2 separate regions of the Mus musculus genome follow, and region 2 is linked to region 1. A link is a loop called in an ENCODE intact Hi-C map of the cell type or tissue named here. Cell type or tissue: heart. All regions are shown on one strand. Each heading gives the region's core, and the rest is flanking DNA. Links, peaks and the distances in the headings are about the cores only.

Region 1 (16,889 bases), core at 4,517-12,516:
GCTTAGTAGACCGCTTGCCTAACAAGCATGGAACCCTGGGTTCATTCACCAGCAAGCCATAGAGCAGGAGAGGCAGGCAGCACGTTGGAGATGGCTATTCAACTCTTCAGATGTACTAGGAACCACTGAAATAGACATTTTAAAGTAAAACTAAAAAAAAATGTATATGACCAAAAAATGTAACTTCCTCTTTCTAATCTTCTGAAGAATAAAAAGGGGGTATATGTAAAATGCTCACCCCTGGAATTTCCACAAGAGAATCTCCCTTTCCCCAAAAGTTTGGGTCTTCATAGACTACATTTCCATACATGTCCAAAGCTAAAACCCAGCATGACCTTCCATATCACAGCCCAGGGCCTTATGAGTTTGAGAGGGAGGCTCCAGTGAAAGCAAACAAATGGAGACTTTGGGCATGGAGGGACCATAGGAGTGGTGTCCTGTCCTGAGCCTGGTTGTTTAAGGGCCTGGGTAGGCAGTCCTACCCACAGAACCTGAGCCTTTAGTCTTCCTTCTCTCCCCTTCGTTCTAGAAATGGAGCCCAAGCAAGTCCAGGGCTCCGAGGACCCAGGCAGGCATCCTAATGTTAACCTGGAGTGTCTTCAATCAAGCAGAGTTCCCCCTGTCTCCAATCCCTGAAGAGCCCTCCCTTTTTGCCCCAAAGCAGTCAGGCTCAGTCCTGGAGCCCTTCTTCAGTTCCTGCTCACACCCCCTTCTCACAGTCCCCAGCAGAGTGGGAAGGAGAGCTTTCTGCCCCTCCCCTAAACTCTGTCCACATGCCCTCCCCACCCGGGGCAGGGGAAAACCCACGTGACCCTCTACTCCAAGCAGAGCAGGCAGCTGGAGAGCAGCTCCCCTTCAGCTAACTGGAGGGTCCTCAGAGGCCATAGCCTTTCTGCTGGGGTCTGGTGGAGAGAATCTAGTGACCCCATAGGCACAGCTGGAGAGAATAAGCTACACAGGGAGGGAGGGAGGGCCCACCTAGGGTCTCACACACATAAAGAGTCTGTGGTTAGACCATGATGTTCAACTCAGGCAAATCAAAACAAGGGTCTATCACAGTGTAAACACTCAAGTCATCCCCTCCCTTCCCTCCTCTCTCTCTCTCTCTCTCTCTCTCTCTCTCTTCCTCCCTCCCTCCCTCCCTCTCTCCCTCTCTCCCTCTCTCCCTTTACCCCTTCTTCTTTTCCTTTCTCCCTCCCTCTCCCTCCCTTCTTCCCTTCCTCTTTCTCTTCTCTCCCTCTTTCTTTTTTCCCTCCCTCCTGATTCCTTTCCTTCTTCCCTTCCCTTTCCTCTCTTCCTCCCTCCCTCTGCCTCCCTCCCTCCATTCTTTTCTCCCTCTCCCTCCCTCCCTTTCTTCCCCACCAAGTTTGTTAACCACAGAGGGCAGATGTTCCCTCTAATGTCCCTGAGTTTCAAGAAACAAATCACCCAGAAAACAAAACAGAACAAACACAATGATCATGTGATCAGCTGCTGGTTTTTTGTTTTTTGGTTTTTTGGATTTTTGTTTTTGTTTTTTGTTTTTTGGTTTGTTTTGGGTTTGTTTGTTTTTGTTTGTTTGTTTTGGGGGGGTTGTTCTTTTGGTTTTTGGTTTTTGCTTTGCTCACAAGTATAAGTCAAGACCTGGCTATAAAGCCAGAGTCAACTCTACCAGCCCCAGCTGAAGCTGCTCAGTCAGATGCTGCAGGAGCCTCTCCCAGGAGAGCACACTCAAAGGCTGGCAAGCTGAACTGCCTAGGCTGGGGCTGGGTTCCTCCCCACAGACACCTCTGATGGGCTCTTCTGTGAGCCCCTTGGACTTCTGGAGGCTGAATTTCAGTTCTGGTGCAGAGTCCTGCAGCCAGGATGCAGTAACTACTAACTCCTAAAAATCTGGGCCTAGAGACCTACACAACATTGTCTGCCATATTTTACTGGGTAAGAACTTCCAAAAACCCACTCCCATTGTATGCAAAAGAGGGCTCATTAAGAAACCACTAGAATGATCCATACGAAGGCTTTAATAGCGCGCGCGCGCGCGCGCACGAGAGAAAGAGAGAGAGAGAGAGAGAGAGAGAGAGAGAGAGAGAGAGAGAGAGAGTGCATTCAGAGGCATCTGGAAGAGTTCAGAGCAGAGAGAAAAAGCAGCAGACTGGACAAGGCCAGGGAAGCCAGGTGTGGAAAAGTCGTGGCTATGAGGGGGACAGTAGCTGGGGAAGGGAAGTCTGTGAGTTGGGGCAGACCTGGGGGTTTAGAGGAGATGTGAGAAGATCCTGGATTTCAGTGTGGAGGCTTTGAGATGTATGACAGGGACTTTTGAATGGGGACTGCAGGAGCCTGGAGAACAGCATGGCTTTGAGATCATGCTGCAGGTGTATGTCAATGGAGAGGCACATGTCCTTCTGCCAAGGGCCAGGAAAATGGCTACTCTTGGCTGACAGAAACCATTCACAAGTTCCTGAGGAGTGCTGACTTTTGTCTAATTGCCAGAAATCCTTCTAGAGTTCAGCTCAAATTGAGCCAAGACTGTGATTTCTGGACATATGCACTTCCTGAGACCTAACATCTCTGAGAGGTATATCAAGGCAGTAAGTAGTTTTTCTGTTTGTTTGTTGAGACAGGGTTTCTCTGTGTAGCCCTAGCTGTCCTGGAACTCACTCTGTAGACCAAGCTGAGCACAGATCCACCTGCCTTTGTCTCCTGAGTGCTGGGACTAAAGGCGTGCATGACCATTGCCTGCCTAAGGCATTCATTTTAAGACTACCACAGAATAAAGGATTGGGATACAAAAATCAATTGTATTTCTATTAAGTAGTAATGAACAGCTGGAAAATAAAATTAAGAAAATAACCTATTCATGCCACAAAACAGAATAAAATATTTAGAAATAAGCCAACAAAAGCAACAATTATACTCAGAAGACAAAAAAATAAATAAAAGAAAAGAAAATATTAGTGAAAGGAATGAAAGGACGCACAAATAAATGGAAATCTAAGTTAGTGTTCACAAATGGGAAAGCAAAGTGGTTAGGATGACAATTTCCCACCAAAAAATCACCATCAGAATTCCTCTCACATCTGCATCAAACTCTCAACAGGCTGTGCTCGCAAATGCTGCCAAGCTGATCCTACGGTTTATGTGGGGATGAAGCAGGGTAGAAGGGATCTTACCAGCCAGACAGTCCAGGGCCAAGTGGAAGCTGCACTAGAGTCTATAGCAGAGTCATGGCAGGACTGGACCAGCGCAGAGACAGACAGGAGGTCAGCACTGCAGAGTGCTGTCAGGAGATTCTGTCTCTGTCTCTGTCTCTCTCTGTGTCTCTCTCTGTGTCTCTGTCTCTGTCTCTCTCTCTCTCTCACACACACACACACTTGCACGCGCACTGAGTCACCTTTCAACAGACTATCAAGTACATCTAATGAAGAAATCAGAGACTCTTCAATAAGTGATGTCCCAACAATTGAATAATTATCTGCCAAAATGAAAATATCCACTCAGATTTTCTTTTTACTCCACATTGTACATCAAATTATTCAAAATGGATCCATGCTCTTAAGGTAAAAACTAAAACTCTACAGTGTCTGGGAGAGAAAAGAACACAAGAGAAACTATTTGTGACTTTGGATTAAGTAAAGATTTCTCAACAGTGGCAAGAAAACACCATCTATAAATTTTAAAAATGATGTCAGACTATGAAAGTGATGAACTTTGACACCACATCTAGGGGAGGTGGGTTAAGAAAATGAAAAGGAACATGAAGGAGGGAGCATGGCAGCATCCAGGCACGCATGGTGCAGAAGCTGCGAGTGCCACCTCTTGTTCTGTAGGCAGCTAGAAAACTGGCATCTAGGCATCTAGGACTAAGAATTTAAAGCCACGCCCACAGCAACACACCTACTCCAACAAGGCCACACCCACTCCATCAAAGCCACACCCACTCCAAGGCCACATCTACTCCGACAAGGCCACACCTCCTAATAGTGCCACTCCTGGACCACGAATATACAAACCATCACACACTGCTACCCCAATGCCCAAAATAAACATATTTCTTTTGAAAAGGAAGTGAAAAGACAACTACAAATAGGAAGAAAACGCTTGCAAATAAAAACTAATAGTGAAGGAGACATATTGAGGATATACAAAGAAAATCTACATCTCAATGAAACAAACAACCAGAGCAGGGTTAGCTCAATGGTGGAGCCTATGCATAGCGTTCCGGGGGGCCTTGAGTTCAATTCCCAAAGGAATAGAAAGAAAGAGGGAGGGAGGGAGAGAGGGACGGATGGACAGAGAAATAAGCTTGTTACCAAAGAGAAACAAATGAACCACTAGTCCACGAGAAGCAGCTCACTGTCATTAGTCAAAGGGGAACATGAAGGAAAACCACAGGAGACACCTCATGTACCTTATAAAAAATGGCTCTAACTAAATTAAAAAAACTTAAAAAGCAGGAAGCAACAGGCGTTAGAGAGAAGGTAGAGAAACTGAAACCTTCACCCACTGATAGTGAGCATGCAGAACTACGGACTTACTGTTGTGCTTGGCCTTGTTTTGTCTTGTGAGATGGGGTCTCACTTTGTAACCAGAGCTGCCCTTGAACCCTTGCGCCTTCTGCCTCAATCTCGGGAATGCCAGGATTCCAGAGTGTGCCACCACACCAGGCTGCAATTGCCATGTTGGAGGAGCGCCGGATAATTCCTTAAACAGTGTCCACTGACCATATAACCCTGCGGTATGAGTCCAGGAAGAAATGGAAATCTACAACCACACAAAAGGATGGTCCATAAGTGTTGGACATAGGATTATGTGGAATCGTCACACCTTGGAAGCAGTGCAAATGTTTGAGAACTGGAGACAGAAAGCACTAGAATACTCCTTATCAATGGGAAAGAGATGTCGCTAGAGAGCCATGCCCCCTGAAGCATTACACGCCGATAAGTCAGACACAGAGACGTACCATCCAGGAGGCTAAGATGGTGACTTGCTGAGGGTGCTTACTACACAAGCAAGAGGGCCTAAGTCTGGTTTTCCAGCACTCACATAAAAATGAGCCCGGCTGTGCACATCTGAGACCTCAGTGCTAAAAGTGACAGGGCTTGAGTAGAGACAGATGGACAGACAGACAGCCTAGCAGAGAAAGAGCAAGCTCAGAAACAGACTCCTCAGAAAATGAAGTGGAAAGAGAAGTTGTAGAAGACATATCATACTGACCTCCGGTTTCCATATGCACACACACACATGCATATTCACTGGAACATACATGTGCACAGCCACACACATAAACATATGTGCACGCAAAAAAAAGTCATAATGTTTTAAGTACATTAATGATTTTGTATTGGGCCGCATTCCTAACTGTCATGGGATACATTGGCCTGAGGGAGTGATTCCCAGCCTTCCTGATGCTGTGACCTTTTAATGAAGTTGCTCATGCTGTGGTGACCCCCATTAAAATTATTTTCATTGCTACTTCATATCTGTAAGTTGCTTACCTTATGGATTGTAATGTAAACATTTTTAGAGATAGAAGTGTGACAAAGAGGTCACAACCTACAGGCTGAGAACCATGGCCTAAGGCCAGACCTGGGTGCTTAGTAAGGGCTTGCTTACACCCCACCCCAGGGACACTAATCAGAAACAGACAAGGGTGACCAACATCTTTCCAAGTTATTTGGATGCTCTTCAACACTGGAGTCCCAATACTCAAAGTTCACCCCAACCTGAGTTAGCAAACGCACTGTGCAGGACCATGGCCAGCGGTCCTAAAAGCCACCACTAGGCCTCTGTCCCCTCCACACAGCTCTCAGCATAAAAATCACTAATGAGGGAGAAGAGGCTGGAGAGATGGTTAAGAGCACTGGCTGCTCTTCCAGAGGTCCTGAGTTCAATTCCCAGCAACCACATGGTGGCTCACAACCATCTGTAATGGGATCTGATGCCCACTATTGGCATGCAGGTATACATGCAAATACAGCAGTCATAAACATAAAATAAATAAATCTGAGAAGGAGGAGGAGGAGGAAGAAGAGGAAGAGGAAGTAGATAACACCAGTGGGGATGTTTCCAAGTTCATTTCCATTTCCCCACAGGAAACTTTCACCAGAATGAATCAAAAGTTGAACCAGCAATTTCCCCCGCCCCCCATGAGTTCACACACACACACACACACACACACACACACATACTCGTGTGAGAAGCATCGTGTCCAAGCAGTAAGACAGCCTGGCTGTCTTGCTTTGGCCCCTCACCTGTCAGGCTCGGCTCTACCCCACCCAGGCACAGCCTGCCAAGGCAGTGAGTAGTGATAGGTGGCTATTGTCTCTGTGTCTTCTTTGGCAGACAGAGCTCTGACACTGGAGCCTGACAGCCTCTGAGACCTTTGTCTCCCAGGCATGGCCAGTGGCCATAATTGATATGGATGTCAGGGCTGCCGTCCTTGCCCAAGCTGGCAATTAGCGCTTGTGTTGGTGGCTGCCAGGGATTCCTGATGCTGCAGAGCAAAGACTTGTCAGGTTTGTGGCCACGCGGCTCATTATATCGGGGACATGGGCTCCCTGCCCCCACCTTCTCTGATCTCTCTGAAGCAGAGAGGGTAGCTGAGCCACCTTGTCACTTCCATCCTTTGTTCAAGAAGGTAGAGTGGAGCTGATGGTGACAGTCCATCTCCATCTATAGGTCCTGGGTCCTACACAGAGTGACCAGTGGGAAGGCTGTGAGAGAACTCAGGGTTACCAGACAACTACAGCAGTGAGGGGCATATGCCTTCAGGAGTCGGGCAGGCACAGCCCATACAGTAACATGGCTGGGCTGGATGGCACTCATGCTCAAGTCCCTTGTCAAAAAGGTGAGCAGCGGGCCAGATCCAAATTCTCTAAACTGTGGGTCACATCCACTAGTAGCACAGATAGATAATTTAGTGGACCAAGGCATCATTTTAAAGACCAAGAACAGGAGCTGGAAAGACAGTGCAGTGGTTAAAAGCATTTATTACGCTAACAGAGGACAGACATTGGGTTCCCAGCACCCACATGGTGGCCCACAACCATTTGTAGCTCCAGTTCCTGGGGATCCAAAACTCTTCTGACCGCCAAAGGCTCCTACTTGAATGTCACACACACACACACACACACACACACACACACACACACACACACACACACACATAATTACATATTTAAAAATAAATAAAAATGGCTCAGTGGATAAAAGCTAACCATGCAAACATAAGGACTAGAGTTTGCATCCCCCAAACCCACATAATAGCCAAGCAAGCATGGTAGCCATCTGTAATCCTGCCACTCAGGAGGCAGAGATCGGGCAGGGGGTTCCTCAGGACAAGGCTAACTAGACCAGTTGGAACTGAAGAACTTTGGATTAAGTGAGAGACCCAGTGCCAATATATAAAGTAGGGAACAATCAAGGAAGCCCATAAATGCTAACGTCAGTCCTCATGTGCATGTGCACAGAAACATACACACATTCAAGCATGCACATGCGCACATCACTATACAGAGAGAGAGACAGAGACAGAGACACAGAGAGAGACTAGAGTAGAATAAAAGCTAGAAGATTAAAATAGAGTAGACTCACATGCATTTCCTGAACTGAAGACAAGTGCAGTCTCCTTAAATTTTGTTCAATTATGCACGCATAACATATAAATGAGTGTTGTACAACACAAAAGGTTTCTCGGGTTGTAGGTTCACAACCCACAAGTGACAAGGATGGGGCTGGCTACTCCAACCATTCCAGGGATCTCGGTTAAAGAGGACTCTAGAGGAAGTTAAAGTAGAGGAAGGCTCAGGTGTCTTCAGGAAATTTCCAGATTTGTTGCAGTAAGAGGTAAGCAAAGCAGTCGCTTAGGGCCAAGGGTTCCCACCTGCCCTTCCTGGCCCAGTCCTTTAAGCATCTGTGAACTGGGTTGTCTGGGCAGGAAATGAGGTGCCTCTGCTGGCATCTTGGGTGCAGGCCTCCTTGCTCCCTGCTTGAGAGCCAAGCCACACTAAATGAGGGATGCTGGGATACAAGGACTCTGCTAGTTCTGTGTACATGCGAAGGAATAGACATCAGTGTAGGATATTGCACAGAAGCACACAGCAGATCCCATCACAATCATGTAACACCTACATCTAACCCAACAACAACAACAGCAACAGCAATCTATCCTGGTGTGTCAAGAACTGCAGAATCCCTTAACTTCCAGGGACCATTCACAGAAAACACCATTCACTGACCCCTGCCTCGCACGTGACAGTTTACACTGCACTTTCCTGTACATCTTATACACTCATCGCTGTAGGGTCCTCCTCCCAGCTCCCAAGTCACAGTTGAGAAAACAGAAGCCCAGAGATGCCCAGCAGCCTGCTCAGGGACGTGCAGCTAACAAGAAGATTAGCTAAGAGGCCACTCAGCCTGCCTGAGCTCAGCCCCACCCACCTCCGCCCTATTTATTAAACCACGCCTCCCTGAACAGTTTGGGATCTGACAAGCGTAGTCATTTTGGAAAAAAATCCCCTGCCAAGCCAAGTCAAATTTGACAGAGTTCAATAAGGGCTTTATATTCTCTCTTTGCTATTAAATCATACTTTCTTTTAAAAAGCTTGAAGCTACACAATTCACTACTGAAGCAGCCTGTTCCAGACGCTGGTAAGGTCAAGACTGGTTTCCACCCTCAAAGTGTGCCTGGCCCCACCCCCGCCCCGCCCCCTGCTACCCCAGTGAGGCTGTATGGGCCCTGAAGACAATTATCTGCCCTGAAAGCCGGCCCCTCTCCAGACAAAGGCACTCCCCCACTCACATTTATCAGTTTTATTCCCTTAATGATTCAAACTTGTGCTGCGATGTGCAGCTCAGAACGGAGGGTTTCATGGATTTAACAGTTTTATTAATTTAGGAGGTTTCCACTGAGCGCCAGAATGGCTCAGTGTGACAAAGAAGGTATCATAAATGAATTGATTTGTCACGTATCAGAATGTGATCCAGCAGAGATTTCATTATTGGAGTTATTTTCCTCCAATTATCTGCAAACTTAAAATGCTAAAGAGCACCCCCCTCCACCCCCACCCCCAGCAGCAGCCGGCCTGGATCATTTGAGCAGGAAATAAATGGAAATCAATGGCCCAAATTTGCTGCCACATGCAAAGGCCGCCCAGCCTCCCTCCTCCCTCTGTGTAGCCACTTGGGGAAAACAAAGCCAGGGCACAGAGGCCACAAAGGCCACCTGCAGCCTTGAGGCATGCTGTGCCTGTGGGACTGAGTCTTATCCCAGGGCCCTGGCCCCAGATGACCAAAGAACAGCGCTAGGCAGCAGCCTGCCTGGCAACACCAGCAACCGAGCACAGGGTGGGGGCTGGGGGTGACTATGGAATGAATGAGTGCTGAGCAGGGAGCCTGGATCATCCCAGACACTCAGAAACTGTCACACCACATCAAATGTGGGTTCGCTTGCACTCCCAGGCCACCAGATGCTGTTAGCCTCGGCCTGGGGATCCCCACTCACCCCAGCCCTCTCCTCTACTGTCCAGTCTTTCACTGCAGGCTGGTCCCTCCTCCCCTTGGGTCCCTGCTTCCTCTCTGGCCCAGGTTCCAAGCCAGCCTTTCCTATTCCTGCCCACTGAATCTCCTATCTACCCCACACAGCCCCTCCTCCCGTGCCTCAGTTTCCTTATCACCAAGAGGATCATGGGAACAAACTCTAGCTCCCTGCTCAGGGCATTTGTATACAACACACCAGTCCTTCTTTGCCACTAAATTTGAGGTTGTGCCAGGCACCCATGAAGATCATGGAGAAAGGTGGAAACCACTTGCCTTCAGGGAGCAAGCCCCCTTTCATAAACACACAGAGATGAACCTGGGACTCAAAGCCTGACATTCGGCCTAAAGAATAGGACTCCAGGTTGACAGGGCTAGCTAGCTGCAAGGGAGAGACACCTAGCCAGCACCTCTAACATGAGAATTTTTTCACCTACCCCTTTGGAAAAGACACTAAGCCTGTTATAACCAGCTCAGTGTCCAGGGGAGGACAGCAAGAGCCACTTACTGTGTGTGACACCTTTTCTAGGTGCTAGAACAGCTTGGGCCCTTCTCATTTCTTCCTGAGGATATTTTTTTGCAAATGGAAGGGAGAAAGGTCCCAAAATAAGAAATGAGCTGTGTAAGGTCACACTGCCCAACCTAGCCCAGGTCCATGTGACCGGAGAACACTTGCAAAGATGTCGTCCCCCTGCCATCCCCAACTGCACTGGCTTCCATCCCGGTTAGTGGCAACTGTCATCTATCTGGTAGAGAATTCAAAGGCTGAAATCAAGGCCAAGAGGAAACAGAGCAGCGCCAGTCCCCAGGTGAGGGGCAGGTAGGGACAGGTAGGCCAGATCCCACTTGGTCCCTTGTTCCTGGAGTATCTTCATCTGTCCCGAGAGCAGAGGCAGAAAGCACATGGAAGACTGGAAAGCTCCCTGCCTAAGATGCTGTGTGTGTGTATGTGTGTGTGTGTGTGGGGGGGGTGTTGGGGAGGCAAGGACAGGCCTTGGGTCACACATGTTGTGCATTCAGGAAGCACACTTGGGCCTCTTTCTGTCCTCAAGTGGGGCTCTGCATTTAGACCCTTCCAAGTTACTCACACCCCTAGAGGGCAGAGGCAGTGCCCACCCATGTTTGTCAGCAAACACACTGGCAAGGCTGAGCATACTCAGCTGCCCTACACTGTACCTTCCCTCACAGGAGCCTCTCAAAGAACCAGGGGCTGGGTTCCGGTGATGAGGAGAACCCCGCTCTACAGCAAACCATAACCCCCCCCCCTCCCAGCTCGACAGATAAGCTCCTTGCACACAGATGTTAGTTATACTCTGACACAGCCATGTGTACACACTGGCCAGGTCCTGTGTTCACACAGATCAGGTCTCTCCTCCTCCCCATCTCCTTCTCTCTGCTTGCCTTTCCAGCTCCAGAAAGCCCAAGAGCTCCTAAGGTCATGGGCAGTGCTGACAGATGACAGGCAGCCACAGAAAGCCAGGGGGAAATGAACAGGTCCCAAGTTTAGCAAGATGGCTCCCTTCTGCCTCTAGGACTTCATCACCTCCCTGACCTCCAACAGCCAGTAAAGGTGTTTAATTCGTGTCCTACTAAAAATAGCTTCCTAATGGAGTCCAAGGCTCTCTCTGAACATTAGTGCGGTGACAAGGGACGTTGGTCTCCATTAGCCGATCCCTGGGCATAGAAATTCTCATTTTTCCAGGGTGGGCTAATGTTTCTGAGAGTCCCACTTCAGTAGGGACAAGGGACATACTGAAGACACTAGAACTTGTCACTAGGCCACCACAGACAAACAACTGCCAACCAGTAGCTCAGGACAAAGACTTGGCCCCACAAGCCCCAGGGGAATGTGTGAGTCTCTTGCTTGAGATTTCATCTGAACCAGCTAGCCTGTCTTGCACTGGCCCAGAGCTGGCTGCTGTGTACACAAGGGAAGTCTTTGAAGTCTCCTTTGACATATTCTCATCTCTCCCTAAACCAAGGGTCATACAGGGTACTGAGGCAGACACAAAGAATAATGCCCAACCCTCAGGCCTGCCAGCCGGGTCAAGGGCTAGACAAAGCAGTAAGAAGCTGGGGACTCAAGGCCTCTGAGGTCTTTCTAAAGGAAATAGGGGGTGTAAAAATGTATCCAGGGTAGGGCCCTCAAAAGTTATAACATTCTTGTCAGAAAAAATCCAGGAAAGCTTCTTGGAGGAGATGGCACTTGATCATTCTTGTTCCGTTCCGTGTTTGCATAAACAAAAGACGTACACTTATTTTTTGGAGCTGTGGTGTGGGGTTGGATAGGACAGAACCCAGGACTTTACACATGCTAGGCAAGAGCTCTACCACTGAGCTACATGCCCCAGCACTAACAGAGAGGCATTTCAGGGGCTGTGAACCCCACCAGTGCTGACTTGTAGAATTTCTCTTAAGATTCATTACTGAATCTTCCAGGCACAGCCAGACCCTCTCCACCATTCCTGGATACACTGTGGAGTTCTGACTCTTTCCAGTGTAGACCAGATTTCCCAGGGTAACAGCTGAAAGATGTCGAGTCAGTTAGAGCCATTCAGGTAAACGTCCATCTTCTCCCTAACCCCAGCCCTAAACATCACCCCATTCTACCTACTCCCTCCCTCCCACGGGTCTCAGCTGAAGCCACCTCCTCCAGGAAGCCCTCTCTGGGTGTAGCATTTCTACCTTGCCCCACTCAGTGCCTGAACTGTATGCCCCTTACATTTGAACTGTATTTCCATGTGGGGTTTCTTAGTCTTGCTAATTCTTAAACTTTCTTCCAGACCTTGAGTTTCATGAGCCTTGAGGCCAAGCCTGCACCCTGCCCTTGCATTCCCACAAGCGTGGCCAACACATACCTCTTCACACACACTTTCGTTTTCTAAGATTCCCATTACACAGATAGAGAGACTGAGGACCCAAAAAAGGAGAAGCAACGCCCATCATCCAGTGTCAGCTGCAACGTGCAGCTGGAGGCCCCGGCCTCTCAGACCCTCGTTCCCTCGAGCTGGGAGCTGAGTTTGAGACAGACAGCCCGAAGAGAAATCAGTTCACCTTGTACCACAAGTCAGATCTATCCTGTTTTTCTGAACAACTCGTGTGCACAATGGAATCCATTTTACAACTGTTGCGTTCAGGCAAACCAGCTTCTCTGATAAGGCTTGTTGTCCACTTTTGCCTCAGGAGCGCCAAACGCCCAAGGTCAGAAAGATGAGTTGACAGAAGGAAAAGACGAATGCAGACCCTTTGCTCCTCTCTCCACGAGAGCCCCCTGCCAGAGTCTCAGTGTGTCCACTGAAGAGGGCATACGGGGCTTCCCTGCCTACTCCCTGTTATGGAGTTTGGAGATCCGCCCCCTGAAACCTCTTATCACCACACTATTGGTATTGGCGTCTGTCTATCTGGACCTGTTCATCTCCAAAGGCCCACACCCAGGAGGCTGCAAACTCAGTCTCTTCCTCTTTGGGTATTCCTGGGCCCTTTATCTGAGCTCAGCAAATGCTGTCGGGTGCGCCCTCTTCCTATGTAGTTGCTGCCTGCCCACCCTCTGCCACGCCATGGTACTTCCCAGAATGTCTTGTGCAGGGCAGGAAGTGCGGCCCCTCTGCTTCCTCTCAGAAATCCCATAAGCAGAGAGGACAGTGAGGGTGGGGTCTCTCAGGAAGGGCTCTAGCTACTGTTGTCCCACAGTGCCTTTCCTGTGAGCATACAGCATTACTCTCCATTGTCCTTCAACCTAGTTGTCACTTCCTCCAGGAAGTCCTCTCTGATTACTACTGCTGCTCCCAGGCCAAGAACCCTGCTAATTCAAGGACAAGCGCAGAGATTGGGACTTCACCTAAGAGGCCTTGGGCGAACCAGAAGCACATAGTGGTGCTGTGAAGACCCCGTGAAGCTGAAGGGCACCTGTGCAGAGAAGCAACGAGAACCAGTGGCCTCTGTCCTCGGCAGACAAGAGGTGGTGGTGACTGGCAAGAGGCAGGGGACAGTGAGGCGAAGAGGAAGCAGATAAAACCAAAGGACAGGAAGGACACAGACCTCTGGGGTGAAGACAGAATGAAGGGATCTAGTGGGTGGTAAAAGCCCAGCAGACACCTGAGTAATGGAAAGTCACTATCCTGGCACTCCCAGAGGAGGTAAGAATTTCCTGTGACAGCCATGAGGCTGAGTCAAGCTGCAGTATACCTAGTATTTTTGTTAAAGATCCCTTATGTGTGCACGGGGGAGGCAGAGCCAGGCATATCTCTAAGTTTGAGGCCAGCCTGGTCTACAAAGTAAGTTCTAGGGCAGCCAGGACTATCCAGAGAAACCCTGTCTCATGGGATGTGGGGTGGGTGTAGAGGGTTGAGGGTGGATCCCTATGTGCAGCTAGCCAGAGAGCCCTGGGACAATGAGTCCCTCTGACAACCACCTTATCCAATCAGAGTCCCTCTGACAACCACCTTATCCAATCAGAAGGAAGAAGACCTTACTTGAGACCTCTTCCTCTGCTTCTCCCAAGAGCCCCCTGGAGTTGAGGCTTCAGACAGACTCAGCCTTCACAGCACCTGCTCTTGCCCACTGCCTGCTTAACCACTCTGCAGGGGTCATCCTGCTGGCTAAGACCAGGGCTGCAGAGCCAAGCCTCAGGCCTAGCTTGGCTGTCTGTGGCTGTGGATCCTCTGCTGACCATCTGCTGACCATCTCTAGGACTCAGTTTCTCCACCTTTGGGAAGGGGATGTTATTAGTTGCCACCCCGTTAAGTGCTTTCGGGCTCAGAGAAGTGGCTACCGGGCTCCAGCAATGGTTTGGTCCCGAGCCTGGCCTAAGAAGTTCAGGACATAGCTGCAAGGCTTGTCTTATTTCTGAGGTGTCCAGGATGGCCTCTGGTCTGGGAGAGGAAAGACAACAAGCTCTCTAAGCCCTCCTTGCAGCCCACCTGCTTGTGAATGTATTCTAAAGGTTTTATATTTGCTCCCACAGAAGCTGATGGGAGGTGTAATGGCCATTGTCAATAATGGTTGCCCCTCGGGAGACTGACAGCCCAGCAGAATCTCAGGACACCGGAGGCCATACGTGTGAGGTCATATCTTCCCTTGAGAGCTGCAGTGGTAATCTTGTCCCTCCAGAATGTCCTGTGATGAGCTCTTCAAAAAACCAGCTCAGAGTCCTCCCCAGCCTCCAGGCCCCGCTGCTGACTGAGCTTACCGCCTACCACCCCCAGTGCCTCCATCCCTAGACCAAGAGGTGCCCTGCCCATGACTGTGAACGTGCCTGCTTCAAGAGTGCGCTCAGGCCTTTATCATAGAAGCAGTAGCCAAGCACTGATCCCAGCTTGCCGCCTCCCTCCCCATGCAGCTCAGCGAGCCCACAGAAGCCAAACAGAAGCAGGACAGAGGGGAACCATCCAGCTTCCTGCCAACGTGCTGAGTGGACAGACGGGCTTCAAAAGACAGGAGAAGAGGGAGAAAAGTGGTGGCCTTGCCCGTAAAGAGCACTGATGCCCTAGGGACCCATCGCATCCAGCAAGGTGAGATGAAGTAGACTTAGCTGGTGCTGCTTCAGGGAGAGTGGGTACCCTCAACACTTCCCCTCAGGGAGAGTCAGTGGGCTGGGTCGAGAGGAGGGTGGCCAAGGGTCTCCAGTTATCAGTAAAAGGGGGGGGGGGATTTCGAAGACACAGGAAGCCTAAACCTCGAGGAGGGGAAGAAGGCTGAAACAGTCTGTGCCTTGGCTAGAGATTCAAGTAGAACCGAATTAAAATGACCTCCTCTTGTAATAGTAAGTCATGTCCTGCCCACCTGTCGAATGCGAGTGGCAGTCACTTGAGAGTTTGCATGTGCGGACGCCTGGCACTAACCTCACCTACATTAGCACACTAAGTGTGTCTCGGAATGCCACAAGGAAGCAGCCGTTATTCAACCGGCACTTTACAGCTATTTTTACTAGGGCCCAGAACATCATATGTTCTCAGGTCCCATTGTGAGGTCCATGACAGGCTTCAAATCCAGGCAACCAGGTTGTCTGCCAGCCCTTGGCCATTCCCCTCTGCTGTCTTTCCTCAGGCCACCAACATCCATACCTGGGGCTTCTCAGGGTCACTTCTCAGGCTCACTCAGGGTCAGGGGCTTCCAGAGTCACTCATAAAGTAGGAATAAGTACAGTTGTCATATGTGAACGTAACTCATTCACACAGTAAATCTGTGCAGGATCAGGGTTGCAAAGCCGTTTACAGAGGAGAAAAAAAGAGGCCTAGCCACCTGCCTGGGCCACCATGCTTGCAAACTGCAGAGGTGGGAGCTGAGCACACATTGTCTGGCTCCAGAGCCACCATTTTGCCGTCTGAAAGGATCTGCCCTGGCCCTGCATACAGCAACAGTGGGGGTCTGTGGGGACCTTTGCACTATCCACTTGCATCTGTCCTTCTCTCTAGACATAAAGTTTTATTCTGCAGAAACTGAGGTGGAGTCCCGCATGTCCCCTGTGTGGTGGATTCTGGGCCACACTGTCCCTACCTGCTCTGCTAGTCTGGCCAGGAAGTAAATAGGTGGGTAACCCAGAAGCGTCCCTTGGTCCAGGAAAATTGAAAGAATCTGGAAGAGGGGGCGTCTTTCAGAGTACAGGTGAACATAGGCTAACCAGAGGGTAACCCTTGGGTGAGGAGACATGCCTAGAGGAAGAGGGCACCTCTGTTGAGTCAGAGTGACAGATGGGCTGGCAGGGTGGTTCAGTGGGTAGGAAGCTCTTGCTGACTACTGCTCAACAACCTGAGCTCAATCCTTAGAAACAGAAAAGAACTAACTGACTCCCGAAAGCTGTTCTCTGACCTCCACACATTGTGAGCCCTAGGCATTCATACACGTGCGTGTGTGTGTGTGCACACACATGCATGCACATGTACACACACACACACACACACACACACAAACAATCAATAAGGCTTTAAAACATTTAACAAAAAAGTAAATGGGTCAGATGCACTAGCCCACTGGTGAATTACGGCAGCCAACAGATGGAAGAAGGGCTCTCAGGGCTTCTCATTCTAAAATGTCCCTCCATATTTGTTGGGGACAGAGTGACAGGGAACAGCCAGTGGAGACATCAAGGTCATTTCTGGCACACAAGTCTAAGAGAATGACAGGAACAACTCCTCCCACCCAGGGCCCAGCCCATCCCTAGCTCTGTCTTGGCAGAAAGCCTGGGCCGTGTGCCTGGGCTCACACCAGCTTCCAGCCACCTGGGAACACACCCCTTAAATCATTACTACCGACTGTGGGGGTGGGAGTCTCTGATGATGACTGTCCTTTCAGGTTGCTTGTCTACAGCATCATAACCTGGTACTCTGGGGGTAATTAACCAACAGGGCTGTTTGTCCTTCATTCGGAGCTGGTGTGAG
Region 2 (13,600 bases), core at 1,124-9,123, 54 kb after region 1:
CTCTGGGACGTCCTCAGTCTCTGCTGTTGCCTACAGCTGTGCACCCTCCTATAGGACACTCGTGGAAATGTCACTGGGGGAATGCACAGCTTAGGTCCCAGGAAGCAAAAGAGAAGGGGGAGATTTGGGACCTTCCTGCTGCCAGCTTCCTTGTTCGGTTCTAGCAGGCCCTGCGCTGGTGGCATTTAGCATGAGAAGCAAGCACTGGTCACATGGTTGCTGGTGTCATGGTTCTGGCCCCACTGCTGACCTACAGGCCCCTGGATGCTAGGGACTCTGTCTGGGAGGCTGAGGCTATGGAATTAGAGGCTTGAGGGCTGGTGGGCAATGTAGGGTGAAGTTATTCAGGTCCCTGTGATCTAGTGCATGATACGTTCTTCATATATGTGCCTTGTGTGATGTGCAGAGATCAGACAGGCTTGTCCATGAGGAGAAGAAAGTTCCTGTATCATGCTGCACACACTTGTGGACTTGGGATCATATTATACGCATAGTACACATGTTTGTGTATGTGTGTGTGAACACACATGTGCATGCCTATGTGTTAACAACCACACATGTAGGCATGTCTAATAACTTATACATTCAGCAAGGGGGTGTCAGAGCACCCCCAAGTACTAGGAGCCTCCCTGAGACTTATCTCCAATTTCACAGGCCAAACTAATCCACAGGTCCTTGGAGGAAGTCCATATCCATGGAGTCTCTCCCCAGGGCTTCTATGCACTCAGCTTACGCTGAGTCACTCTAGAAATGTTGGCTTTGGGGCCAAGGCTCAGATCCCCTGGGATCTGGGTATTAGCTACCTAACATCTCTGCCCCGCGAGTGGGTGCCCTTTGGGTGCCTAAAGACTCTGATGGACACAGAGATCAGATCTCCCAAGAAAGGCCTCCTTGCAATGACACCTTGGGGCTGGAGCTGGAAGAAGGAGCTGGGAACCCTTGAGTGGGAAGGAGGGGGTGGTGCGGGTAGTGAGCACCACCCAGACAAACACTCAGCATGCCTTGCTCAAGGGATGTCCAGCTGCCAGGTGCTGCCCTGCCCAGCTGGCTGCACCAGGAACGTGTGTCCCAGGTTCTGAGTCTCCAAGGTGCAGTTAGCCCAGCAATTCCATACAGGTGTCCTGAAATGATTTCTTTTAAAAAGGAAGGGAGTAATGACCACATTTAGTGTACTGGTTCCTTCTAGGAAGTAAGGGGTCGAAAGGCAGGTCTTCCCCAGTGTCTAAATAATCAGGAGCTTTTGGCCTGATGTGCTCATAGCTCACAAATAGTCTTCTATATGTAGGAAACATACTGTAGTAAAACTTTAATTGTGTATAAAGCCAGGTTTACAGGGATGTTGCAAGGCTGGGTTGGCTGAGAGGCCTCTATGATTCCCCTGAGGCTGGCATCCTCAAAGGTGCCCCAGCCTGCTGTGCAGCACTGTAGGGGCCTGGGCTCTCTTCCCAGCTCCACTGGGCACACAGTAGATTCAGGTCATCTCTAGAACAAGACTAGGTATGGAAAGGAAGACATGCATAGAAAGCCAGTGCATTCTTCACACGGAGTATGCATATCTGCCTGGGTCTTGTGCTCTCTGTACAGTGGTGGACTCTGATGAGCTGCTGTACCACATTCTCTCAGACTGTACCACATTAGTACCCAGTTCCTTGAGACACTATGCCTCCCCATTTGTAGGCCTATTACAGGGGCCGTGAGGACCGTAAGGGACTATGCGTGATCTAGTTCCCTTTGGCAATTATGGTTCTTCTATCAATGTTGGTCAAAACCAACCAAACAAAAACTACCCGAATAAAGCCTCTGCAGTTGGGGCAGGACTGCAGTCTGGACTCTGCTCTTAATGACCAGAGCCTCAGGTCCCAAGGGCACACTGGGCTTCTGTGTGACATAGAATGACCAGAGCCCCTCTGCAGAGGAGAGGGCAAGACCAGGAGAGGGAAAGTTCTGGCAAAGAAGAGTGCAATGCATATGCAGGCACGTAACCTGGACTCTGGTCTCCTGCCCAGGGATAAACCCCTTCTGCTTCATTATGGGTATAGTGGGCCTCACCCTGGGAGCTCTAATCCCAGCCCCAGTGTAGAACTAAGGCTCCAGCTCAAACTGGGTTGGGACTGGGGAGGTGGGGGTTGGGGGAGGATGCATCAAAAGCAGAAGAGATTAGCATCATAGAGAACCCCTGAGGGTGAGCCTGGATTAATTCACCCTTTCACCGCACCCCTCCCCACAGCCTTCCAAGCCTCCAAGGGCCCTGAGAGTCTGCCTGGGTTGGGGGAAGGGTCACTTTTCATTCTAGGGCCCTGTCACACACCTGAGACCCAGTTTTCACAGGAGAATGGGAGGAACACTGATTTGGGCAGAATTACAGAGGAAAGCAGGTCTCATAGTGTTCCTGAGACATATGTTCTTCAAGGACTCTTTAATGTACTCTATAAGGCCTGCCTTCAGGATCCATGGCTGGGCTATCCTAAGCTGGTGGGAGGAACAGGGTTCCGCATGGGTCAGCCCCTTTAGACACCAACAGAGCGGGCAAGCACTAAGCAATTAGCAACAGAAAATAGATGAGAAAGACTAGCAGACCTGGTATTGCCACCCCAATCCATGCTGGGTTCCTCTTGGCCCTACCTGGTTCTTCTCTCTCCCCCAAGTAAGTCCACCCACCTCTAACCTCAAGGGGTTCTAGCTGACATCTCCTGCCATCTGGTTCACCCGTGAACTAACTGCAAGGTCCACTCTTCATGCCTATTCTGCAGGAGAAACTACAACTTGGGATAGTGGAGAGATGAGCCCCACTTTAGGTGAGGTAAGAAATTAAGACTATGGAAGCTCAAAGACGATTTTAGAGAATCAGAACATCAACTTGGCCCAGGTCAGTCCAGCTATCTTTGCTCTATTCTGTCTTCAAAAGCCACTGCAGCTCACCGATAAGTGGATATTAGCTCAGAAGCTCAGAATACCCAAGATACAATTTGCAAAACACATGAAACTCAAGAAGGAAGACCAAAGTGTGGACACTTTGATCCTTCTTAGAATGGGGAACAAAATACCCATAGAAGGAGTTACAGAGTCAAAGTTCAGAGCAGAGACTGAAGGCATGACCATCCACAAACTGCCCCACCTGGGGATCCAGCCCATAAACAACCACCAAACCCAGATACCATGGCAGATGCGAACAAGAGCTTGCTGACAGAAGCCTGATATAGCTGTCTCCTGAGAGGCTCTGCCAGTGCCTGACTAATACAGAAGTGGATGCTCAGAGTCATCCATTAGACAGAGCACAGGATCTCCAATGAAGGAGCTAGAGAAAGTACCCAAGGAGCTGAAGGGGTTTACAGCCCCCTAGGAGGAACAACAATATGAACTAACCAGTACCCGCCCCCCCCCAGAGCTCCCTGGGACTAAACCACCAATCAAAGAAGACACAAAGAGAGACTTGAGGCTCTAGCTGCATATGTAGCAGAGGATGACCTAGTCAATCATCAATGGGAGGAGAGGCCCTTGGTCCTGTGAAAGTTCTATGCCCCAGTAGAGGGAAATGCCTGGGCCAGGAAGCAGGAGTGGGTGGGTTGGGGAGGGGGGGGGGAGGATAGGGGATTTTCAGAGGGGAAACTAGGAAAGGGTATAGCATTTGAAATGTAAATAAAGAAAATATCTAATTTAAAAACAAAAAAGAAAGACAAAGGAAAATTAAAAAAAAAAAAAAAAAGAAACAAAAGCCACTGCAGGACTGCCCAACAGTCTACTGAAAACTGTGAGCCTTATTCCTAGATGAGCCTCTGATGCCTCCACTTACAAGCTACCTTCACTCCTCCATCTATCTCCTTTTGTTATGTCCCGTGATCTTCCTCACATTGCTTGATCCATCAGTGGCCTCCCTGTCCCCGAGCAAAGGGTCTGGAGATGTTGCTTCCTCCCATGTTAACCACTTTATTTTTGGGGAGTCCCAAAAGGGCAATGCATCACTCCACCCTGTCTCTAGGCCGGGGTAAGGATGTGCAAAGGCTTGGAACGTTACAGACACCCCCACTCCCAGCCTCTATAAACTACATGCAACTCACACCCCCGACATACTGTGTCCAGCTCAACAGCTGGGATTCTAAAACAGGTTGTTCTGGATTCAGATCTTAGCTCTCACTCAGTATCTGCGTGACCTGTCTGTGCTTTAATTTATCTTTGTACTTGACTGGTTGGTTCTGGGAAAGGGTCCTCAGGCTAGCATCCAATTCTTGGTGTTTCCTCCTCCCTCAGCCTCTGCAGTGTTGGGATTATGGGTGTGTGCTACTATACCCAGCACACTGTCTGCTGTTGATGGAGAGAGATTAGTTCCAGTGTCCCAAGCTTGGAAGGATAAAATGCATCCCCATAGGTAAGCTCTTGGACTAAGACCCTGAATTTTGCATTGTTACATATGTGTCTGTTATAAATAGTATTAGAGTCTAATGATTAGACCACGAAGAGGCATTGGCGCAAGGTCTACCCAGAAGAGGATGGAAGTCCAGACAGGAACCGGAAAAGGGGTTTACATTTTAATCCCACTGAATAGCCAAAACCATCTTGAAAGTGGTTAATCACCAGGCCTGCCTGGAAGATAAAGAAACGGAGGTTCCCAAAGGTGTGTGAGCTCCAGAGAAAGCATAGCCCTTGTGCTGGGCTGGGATGGAAGGCCAGGTCACATGGCTCCAAAGTCCACACTTTCAACAACCAGAGCTGCCTCTCTGTCTGGCAGGGAGATAAGCCCTGTACACAAATAGCTGTAATCCGAGGTAGAAAGTGATAAGTGTCAAAAGGGACGATAAAGGCTTCGGGAGGCAGGGCTGCCCATGGCAGGAAGAGAAAGGGTGGCTGTCAACACAAACTCTGGAGAGTGGGGATCAGCCGGTCTGAGTGGGGTCTGGGAAGTGGACAGGCAGGGTAGGTGGAGCCAGGGGCAAAAGATACTGTGTAGCCACAGTACCTAGCACCACAGCCCGGGTCACCAGGGCCCAATAAATATTTGAGAAAGGAAGAGTAAGAAAGGGAAGAAAGGAGGGAGGGAGGGAGGAAGGGCAGAGAGGAAGGTGCCTAATCCATCTCGATAAGCCCAGGATCTACCCATCTCACAGGATTCAGATCAGGATGTGGAGGGATGTACATGGTCAGTGAGACGGTTTGCTCCATAGCAGAAAAAACTTCCAGCAGAGTCAAGCCAGACCAGACTCTTCTTGGGGGCCACCCTGTGTTGTAGCCTGCTTGTACTGACTCAGGAATGACAGCGGTTAAACTTTCACCAACTGTGTGAACTGCTAAGCATGCAGCACCAGGCCACTGTGGTAGGACTATTTACACTAAGGGAATCAACAGATACTACGAATCAGGTTCACCCCAGTCTGGAGAGCCAGGTGTTAAACATTTACTAGCACGCCACTGGGCAGAGGTCTGCTCTGTGAAGGAGCGAGCAGTCTATCTACTCCGGAAGGGTGAGAGAGGGGTGGGGGGAGGCTGTTACTTCCTGGGAAAAATGAGGCTAAGGTGTTCTTGCTTAGTGAGGGGCTCAAGTCAGATGACCCGAGAAGCCCCTCTCTGCCTTCAAGTGCCCATGAAAAGTTGGGTTTAAGAAAACACTGTACCAGGATAATTACTCATGCCAGGAAATCATTAACCACTTGACCTAGAAGGTGGGAGTAGGGCAAGGACCTAGAAACCATGGGAGAAGCTGTGTGCTTACACATGTCAGGAAAACCTTTTTCAGTCCACACAGCTAGGAAGACGAAAAAACCAGGGCAGGAGCCCAAGGCTGTGGGCCCTGGGTCCTGGGCTTCTTCTGGGGCACATGGGTTGAAGCTCTGGGATCAGGCCTGTCTGCATGGGGCCTGTTTGGCTGGTTTCCTCTATCAGAATTATCAGATAGATGGTGGTGGCATGGATCCCATCTGTCTCCTCTTTATTGGATCCCTAGAACTAAGCTCTGTATTTGACACAGCTTATAATCAACAATTATTTGTTGAATGAACCAAAGTCTCTGAGATCCTGTCTCGTGGCAACATCTGGGGCTAGGAGTGACATCTTTTGAAACATCACCTCGGTTGGTGACATGGAATCAAGTGATCAGAGTTCAAATCCTGACAAGACCCTGCCCATCCCCTATGTGTGTTATATTGGCCAAACCACCAAGCCATTTTCCTCCTCCTTCTCCTCCTCCTCCTCCTCTTCTTCCTCTTCTTCCACAAAGTGGATGGTACAATCTGCCTGCCTCCTGAGGCTGTTGTGGCACTTACACGGGACAGGAAGTGCTCTTTACAAACTCAGAAGTGCTTTTCCCAGGGGAGGAGGGCATGTAGGAAGCCAGTTCTGGTAGCAGCTTCCTCTTAGACCCTAGCCAGTGACCAGAATGTTGCTCTTGCAGGGCTGATCATTGAGGTAACCTGGGTCAGACTTGTCCATGGTCTGGAAAGGTCAGAGTTCCGGTGCAAGAGAGATTCTTCAAAGAGATGTAAGCAGAAGGTGATGGCCGTGGAGTCTGGGGAGCCCTTTCTGAAGAGCAAATGGGTAGCTGTCTCTGCAGAGAGCTGATGGATGTGCCTCTAGGCTCCCATTCCTCCACCCCTGCAGATGGCCTTCCTCCCTGGGGGGGGGGGGGTAGGAAATCCTCCCATGTTCACCCTGGAATTAAACCAGTGTTTAAAGTGATGTCCTAGAAGAGAGATTTTTGCAGCACCCTCAGACAGGTATCTACAGATCTTTCTTGATAGAGTGAGGGGCTACCTGCCAGGGAAGGGGTCCAGCTCATCCAAGGCTACAGGTGGGTGAGGAAGGAAACTATGATGGTGGGCGGTGGTCCTCCAGCCCTCCCAAACTGCACCTGGTACTTGCAGAAGGACCAAGGCAAGGTCTCTGGGTGGCTAGCGCCTACTCCATCCATCTTACTCAGTGGGATTCTCATTCCAGTTGGCAGCAGCCACAACTGGAAACAATGTTTCGGGTTCTCTTTTTTTCTTCTCTTTCATTTTAATTGAGGGGGGAAAGAACTGGAGCCACTCACTGAACAACAGCATCCTCAAGGCCTCTGGGACCATGTGTCCTTCCTAAAGAACACGGTTAAAGATGCTCCGAGGCAGGTTGCAGAGTGCAGGAATGCCTGTCACTTTGGGAGCCCAGATACTATCTGGTCTCTGTGATCTTGCACAGGTGCGTGTTCCACCCTCATCTGCTTTTCTACAGCTTCCATGAGAGCTTGCCTTCCAGGCACCTGTCCAACAGCAGTGATTTTTCTTCCCCAAACCTAAGAAATGGCATCTGATCTGGGCAGTCTTTCCTGGGAGCCTGGTCTCTCCATGTGTGCCCCATATCGCCACTGTACTTACTGCTTGGCAACTTGCTGGGTGATAGCATAGAGCAGTGAACCATGCTACCCCTGGAGGTACCAAAAAGCCTCGGGTACCAAAGAGCTCTCCACCGTGAGGTATTACACTAGTGACTGAGATTTTCAGGGCCTCAGTTTTCTTACCAGTAAAATGGAGCCATTAGTACTAATCCTCAACTCAGGTGAGGGCCAGAGTTCAAGCTACTGAGGACCTGGCCCATAGCAGGAACTGAACAGGCAATCGCTATGGTCACATGGATATAGAGGCAGTTTGGCAGCACTCAGGGATGGAGATGACGTAGACATCTTGGCTGGTGATATTATCAGAGCAGGCTCCTGAGCAGGTGGCTGCAGATATGGACTGGAAGGCTGGCATGGGTGTGTCTTAGAAGACAAAAGGAGCTTGTGCAAAAGCATGCAAGGAGTTGTATGCATGCGCTGGTGGCTCTCCTGGAAGCCACTAAACATGGAGCGCGTGAAGACAGGTTAGGGCAGGAGAGTGTGAGAAGCCTGCATATGTGAGACGCCTGAGCTCTTTTACAGGGAGCCGGTGCTGCAGAATGAAGGCAGGAAGTCACTGTGCTCCACCTTGGCATGCTGAGTTCATCTCCCCAGCTGTCCTTCACAAACCGGTCCCAGCCTGCTGCTTGGCAGAACTCTAGTTGTAGGGAGAGGGCGCTGCTGCAGGAAGTGGCCCACCTTTTAAGCTTTCTCTGTACTTTCCATGCCTGTGGCCCAGGGGAAGCCACCGCCTCTCTCTGTAGCACATCTTAATCACTCATCGAAATGCCATGGTGAGGATCAGAGGATGGCACGACAAGATGACACATCCTAGCTGGGTATATGATGGCTCACAGCTGTAATTCCAGCATTCAACCAATGCAGAACTCTTTGAGTTCAAAGGCCAGTCTGGGCTATATGGCAAGACCTTGTCTTAATGTGCCCCCAGCCTCTCAAGAAACCAATACAGATGAGACCCAGAAGGCCATAGTTCTGGGAATCGCACACTGGCACATCGGCTTTCTAGTGTTCGGAAAAGGGAGAAGAATCTAGTTGGAACATAGAGGTTTTGTGCTAGAGGGTCCAGGCTTTCTGTGCTAGATCAACTATCTACTCCTAAGATATATAGGTACAGAGCTGGGCAGGACTCCAAGGTTCCTGCTCAAGCACAGGTGAAGACTAATTATGTCCCCACTACTCACTGACCTAGAAGGGCTTAGACAGACAGAGACCAGTTCTTAGCAGGTCTTCCTGAAGCGCTCCAAAGGTCACCTCATCTGTATCATCCCTGGTAATGCGATGAGCTCGGGGTGCAGCCGGACCTGGAACCCTACCCCAGAACATCCAGGTAATCTCTGTGCTCTTCCATCAGCCTGGAGATACCAGGTTGGAGACATGGAAGGAGAGGGGAGCGGTGAGTTCCATTTTCACATGCCTTTTGGCTCCAGAGCAGAGAGGCAGGAACTGGCACCTGGTGGCAGCCTGGTCCGGAGGCCATATTCACTGCACGCTGCACAGATCCTCCCATCAATGCCTCCCTCTTGGCCCTTGGAATCCTTGCTTCCTGGGATTCAGACTCGGCCCCCACCTCAGTCTTGATGGGTAGGAAACTAGAGGCACTTAAGCCTGCTGGAAAGGTGGGTGTAAGCAGAGCCTGCATTCCACAACCCCCAGTCTGGTGGGTTCGGAAGCTGCCTTCTGAGCCAGGGGGAATACAGGAACCTGAGTCGACTTGACAGAGTGGACTTTCCATCTCTGTTTCCACCCAGGCCCTACTGCTGCTGAAGCTGAGACTGGGAACTCAGGGAGTAGACAAACACCAAGGCTTGATCAGTGTTATGAGACTTAGCCTTTAGTTTACAGAGGGCTCAGAAAGGGAGAACAACTTGCCCAGGGCTACACAGAATTTCTGGATAAGAATGCAGAGTGGCTGGCTAACAAGATGCCTCGTTAATGAGAGTCTGAGCAGCATGTGGACAAGATTGACAGTTCACTTTCCTCTGGAGGGGACAGTAGTGTCCCTAACTGCAGGCAGTAAGTGAATGTCATGATGTCCTCACTCAGCACACAGTAGGCACTAAATAAACCATCCCTTCTAGGACTCCAGAGGGGGCCAGCTGGCCCAGTAACCCCTTGAGCAGAGAAACAGAGATAAGGAGGGCCTGGGAATCCCAGTGCTTCAGGTGTGGGCCCTCAGAAGAGGCCTGGGTGTGAGTTCTTAGATTTACTGCCCTCAAGCTGTCATGCTTGGTGGGCGGGGAAGGCTGAAAGCAACATGGGCTCTGTCCTGCTAGACTCCTCCAGCCTCTGCAGCTACTTCTGGATTTCCAGGTGTACATGTAGGCTAGAAATAAGGGGTTGGGTACCAGCAAGATGGCTCACCATTGGTACACCCTATCAAGACTGAGGATCCAAGTTCAATCCCTAGGACCTACATTGGTGGAAAAAGAGAAATGATTCCTCAAAGTTGTCCTCTGATCTTCATGTGTGTCCCTCCCCTCAAATAAATAAATAAACGAGATGTAATTTTTTAAAGAAAGGGGATGGGACAGGCCTTCTTCTGGGCAGGAGCTTTTGAACATGAATGTTCACCATAGGTCACCATTTTCTCCACTTCTTAGAGGTGACTAGCTCAGGTTACTTACAAATTTGGAGAAAGACCCACAGAGCTGAGTGCCCTGACTTGGTGGTCATCAAGGGAACGGGAGCTGGCCCTGCTGTTGTTTGGGTCTATTCTTGCATCTTAAGGCTGACAGGGGCTTTGGTGCTGAGGACGGTGGTGGCCTCCTGGGTGTGCTGATGCTGTGCCTGAGAGCAGGATGCCTGTGGCTTCTTCAGCAAACTGATTTCTCATCTTTCAAGTCCAGCTTTCCAGGATTTCTCAGACTGCCCTGCCCAACCCGGGCCATCCACAAGCTGGGGTGGAGTCGGGGGAGGTATTCTTCTTGTTGTTGTAAATGTACTGGGACCAGGCCATTCCAGTGTCCCTAGAGGTCTGGAAGTGATTTCATGCCACCCACTTTCCCCGGGGATACTCAGCTGCCACCTGTGGGTGGGTGGTGGAGCAAGTTGCTAACAGTTCATCTCTTGTGACAGGTCCGAGGACTGAGGCCAGAAATGAGCACCGCCCCCACCCCACCCCCACTTGCACCCGAAAGCAGCAGGAGTCAGAATTTGCCTCCAGAAAGGTAGCTTCCCCCCCCCCCCCCCGCACCCAGATACCCTTGCCCAATGTCCCTGTGGACCTGAGCTGCAGTCTACCCTCAGGAATTCCAGGCTGAGTTCTCAGCTGCCAGACAGTCACAGCTTTGAGAATGGATTCAAAGCGAGCAAACGCATTTTGCCTTCTTGTCTTGGTGATGGAAGGAGTGATCTCTCTGGCCCTGAAGGAGTTCAAGCCGAGGTCAGATCAGCCAGCCCTCTGAAGGATATTCTAAACTGGGGGTCTGTGATGGGGGGAGCTGTCCGGCCGGCTCCCCTGTCGGCCTGCGGTGCGCTCTGATCACCACCCAGGAGGCTCAGGACTCACGAGTCTGCGTGGCACGTCTGCGCTCCCCTGCGGACCTCGTCAATCAAACTGCCGCCTTGGCGAGGCCAAGACTTCATCCGCCCGCCCCAGGCCCTGAGAAAGACCCCCGCCCGGGCTGCCTGCCCAAACCCGCCCCCAGCGGTGTCATTGTTCTCTGACGTCACGCGGCGGCTCCGCCCCTCTCCCCCCACTTTTCCTCCCCACCTCCGGTTCCCCCGGCTGGCGGCCAAGCAGCCTCCGACGACCCGGCAGTGCAGGGCTCCCCCCGCGGCCCGGCCAGGGCTGCGCCCCCTTGCGCTCTTCCCAACTTGCCTTTGTTATTCCAGCTCCCTTCCTCGCCTCGCCTCCGACACCGTGGCTGCCTGCAAAACGCGGAGCACGGAGTTATCGCCACACCTGGAGTCCCTAGCGGGCTCAGACCCAAGCCTCCCCCGCCTGTCCTGAAGGGGAGCGCGTGCGCGCGCGCGCGCGCGCGCGGGTCCAGCCTAGACGCTTGTTGTCTTTAGGACTACATTACCTCTAATCGAGAGGCGGGTGGGGTTGAGGAAGGGATGTGGAAGAGTAAGGGGAACATGTGTGGTATGTGTACGCGAATGTGAGAGGTAGTGCACGGGGGAATGCCTCGTGTTTTGTTTTGTTTTTAAACGTACCGGGGGTGGTGTACACTATATTTGTGTGTTCAATTGTATGACTCCAGGTGCACGGGCATAACTGGGATGGAAAGTGTGTGTACAAGTGTGTGGAGGGGGTCATGCGTGCTATGAGAAGTATGCGTGCCATGCTGTAAGGTAGGCGCAAACCCGTTTGCCGTTTGTGTAGGAGTTTCTGTGTGAGTGGTAATGGACAAGAGCCAAAGGGAGTGCGCACTTGGATACACTTGGGGGCCGGTCTGTGAGGGGAACCTCCGCAAGTGAGCGCACCTAACTGCTTCGTGAGTGCTCTTCGCCACTGTAGGAGTGGAGCCCAGCCCTGGGCTGTGGGCTTGGTTGGGTTATTTCCACCTCTGCAAAGCGGGAGCGCTCGGCTCTCAGCGCCCCAGGCGCTCCCTACCAGGCACTAAGGCGTCCTTGCTCTTAACTTCAAGTAGTAGTGGGTATTTATGGTTCTCGCTGCACCTCTCGCTCTTTCTCAAGATGTCAATGGAGGCGCACTTTAGTCTCCCCTGCGTCACCGGTGGTAGTGAAGGTTAGGGTCCTCTCACCCTCTCTCACCCTGTTTTAGGAATAATCCCAAAATCTACATGGAAGTTTCGCACACAGTGTCTCATTAGCAATCCAGTCACCCCAATTCAGATAGCTGACAGCACCTGAGGTCTCAGTGCACTCCTGCAGGGGACCAGTAGGAAGCGGGGTACGCCTTCTGGAAGTAATTTTGCTCCTACCAATGTGATCCCTTCCTAGGCACATCAGTCTCTCCGCTCCAAACTTATGGGATGCGGAGAGGGGGGCGTTAAAGAGCAGCGAAGGGAGGCGAGAAGAGGGACGAGAGTGAACGAGCAGCAGAGGAGGGTGAGGGTGGCGCGGTGCCTAACAGGGTTCGGAAAAGAGCTGAGACCTGGGAACGGAGAAGAAAGGGAGGAAAAGAAGGGAAAGGAGAGAGGCGGAAAGGAAAGGAAAAGAGAAAAGGAGAGCGCAGCGAGCGCGCAGATGGAGAGCGAACCAAGGCAAGCAGAGCTGCGCGCCGGAGGCGCGGCACTCCGCTCCCGCCGTGACTCCGTGCCGGCTTTTGCGGGAGGCCGGCGGCGCGGGGCCCTTTGGAAATAGAATAGCCAATGTAATCTGACACTTCAACTTGCTCGGCTCCGGGCGAGTTGATTCACTTACTCACCCCCTAACGCCGAGTTCCTTTTCACTGTCTGTGGACATTAAAAAAGCGAGCGGCGGCGGCGGCGGGCGCCCGGGAGAGCAAGCTGCCGGCCGGGCGAGCAGCGATCCGGCTGCAGAGCAAGCGAGCAGCGCCCGCGCAGCGCGCTGACCCTAGCCCCGGCCGGTGAGGAGCCGGAGCCGGAGTCGGAGCCGAGTGGATTTCCGCGCTCTCGCTGCGCTCCTCCCGGCTCCAGCCTGCCCTACACGGCGGTGGCGGCGGCGCGTCCTCCAGCGGTGGCAGTGGTGCTCGCAGCGCCCGGTAAGTTTGGGGACAGAGCCAAGCGCCCGTTAACACCGAGGCTTCCACCCGCTCCCGGCGGATCATCGGGGTGCGAGCGCCGTGTACTATACTAGGGCTTTCCTCTTAAAGGTTTAGCTCTGGCCGGGCGAAAGAAGCCAGCCGTGCAGGCTCGGCCCGCTGCTCTGGCCGCCGGGGGCGGAGGCTCTGGCCACCAGCGAGCGCCCAGCTTGTGTAGAGCGGCTCCGGATGAGCGCGGGGACCCGGGGTTCTTCGGGTGTACGGGGCGCCGGTGCGGTTGTGCGCTCGGACTCGGTGCCCGCCTCCTGCCGGCGCGCCTCCCAGCCGTCGCTCCGATCAGTCGGGAGCCAGCCGGGATACGGATTCGGAGGAGGGAGGAGAGGACCCGGGAAGGACTGGCTGCTTCTCCCTTGCCTCTTTTGGAAAGATGTGAAGTTGTGCTCCTGTGTGCGTAGGAGAACCTCCGGGAAGGCGCTGGATTCTAGGGTGGCAAGGGTTGGTGGTGTTAAGTTGTGCCTCCGAATTTCTATGGAGAACACACTTTTGTACATGGGAGATGGGGGCGCGGTTAAGTTGTTTTGGGGGGAGAATAGCCCAGGGAAACGCGGCGC

What was found. Peaks named below come from ENCODE experiments on the same cell type or tissue, not always from the same donor. Only the 100,000 strongest peaks of a DNase experiment are listed, where the experiment ranks them.
Region 2: a loop joins it to region 1, with 2.2 times the contacts of the local background. A loop is called at or near these places in 7 of 42 quality-filtered maps.

The regions. Positions count from the first base shown.
Region 1 is chr14:25,388,710-25,405,598 of GRCm38, forward strand. All of the region lies in intron 1 of Zmiz1os1 (a long non-coding RNA gene), which reads right to left. It overlaps Gm32645 (a long non-coding RNA gene), which reads left to right and starts at 13,013. Exons shown (of 7, transcript XR_003951092.1): 1 at 13,013-13,649; 2 at 14,477-14,604; 3 at 14,852-15,023. In heart, for the core only: no CTCF peak of the experiment used is centred there; DNase peaks (open chromatin) are centred at 6,352 and 8,422; H3K4me3 peaks cover 766 bases; H3K27ac peaks cover 5,428 bases.
Region 2 is chr14:25,446,568-25,460,167 of GRCm38, forward strand. It overlaps Zmiz1 (zinc finger, MIZ-type containing 1), which reads left to right and starts at 12,618. Exons shown (of 24, transcript NM_001310666.1): 1 at 12,618-12,989. In heart, for the core only: no CTCF peak of the experiment used is centred there; DNase peaks (open chromatin) are centred at 4,734 and 7,904; H3K4me3 peaks cover 967 bases; H3K27ac peaks cover 6,422 bases; H3K27me3 peaks cover 374 bases.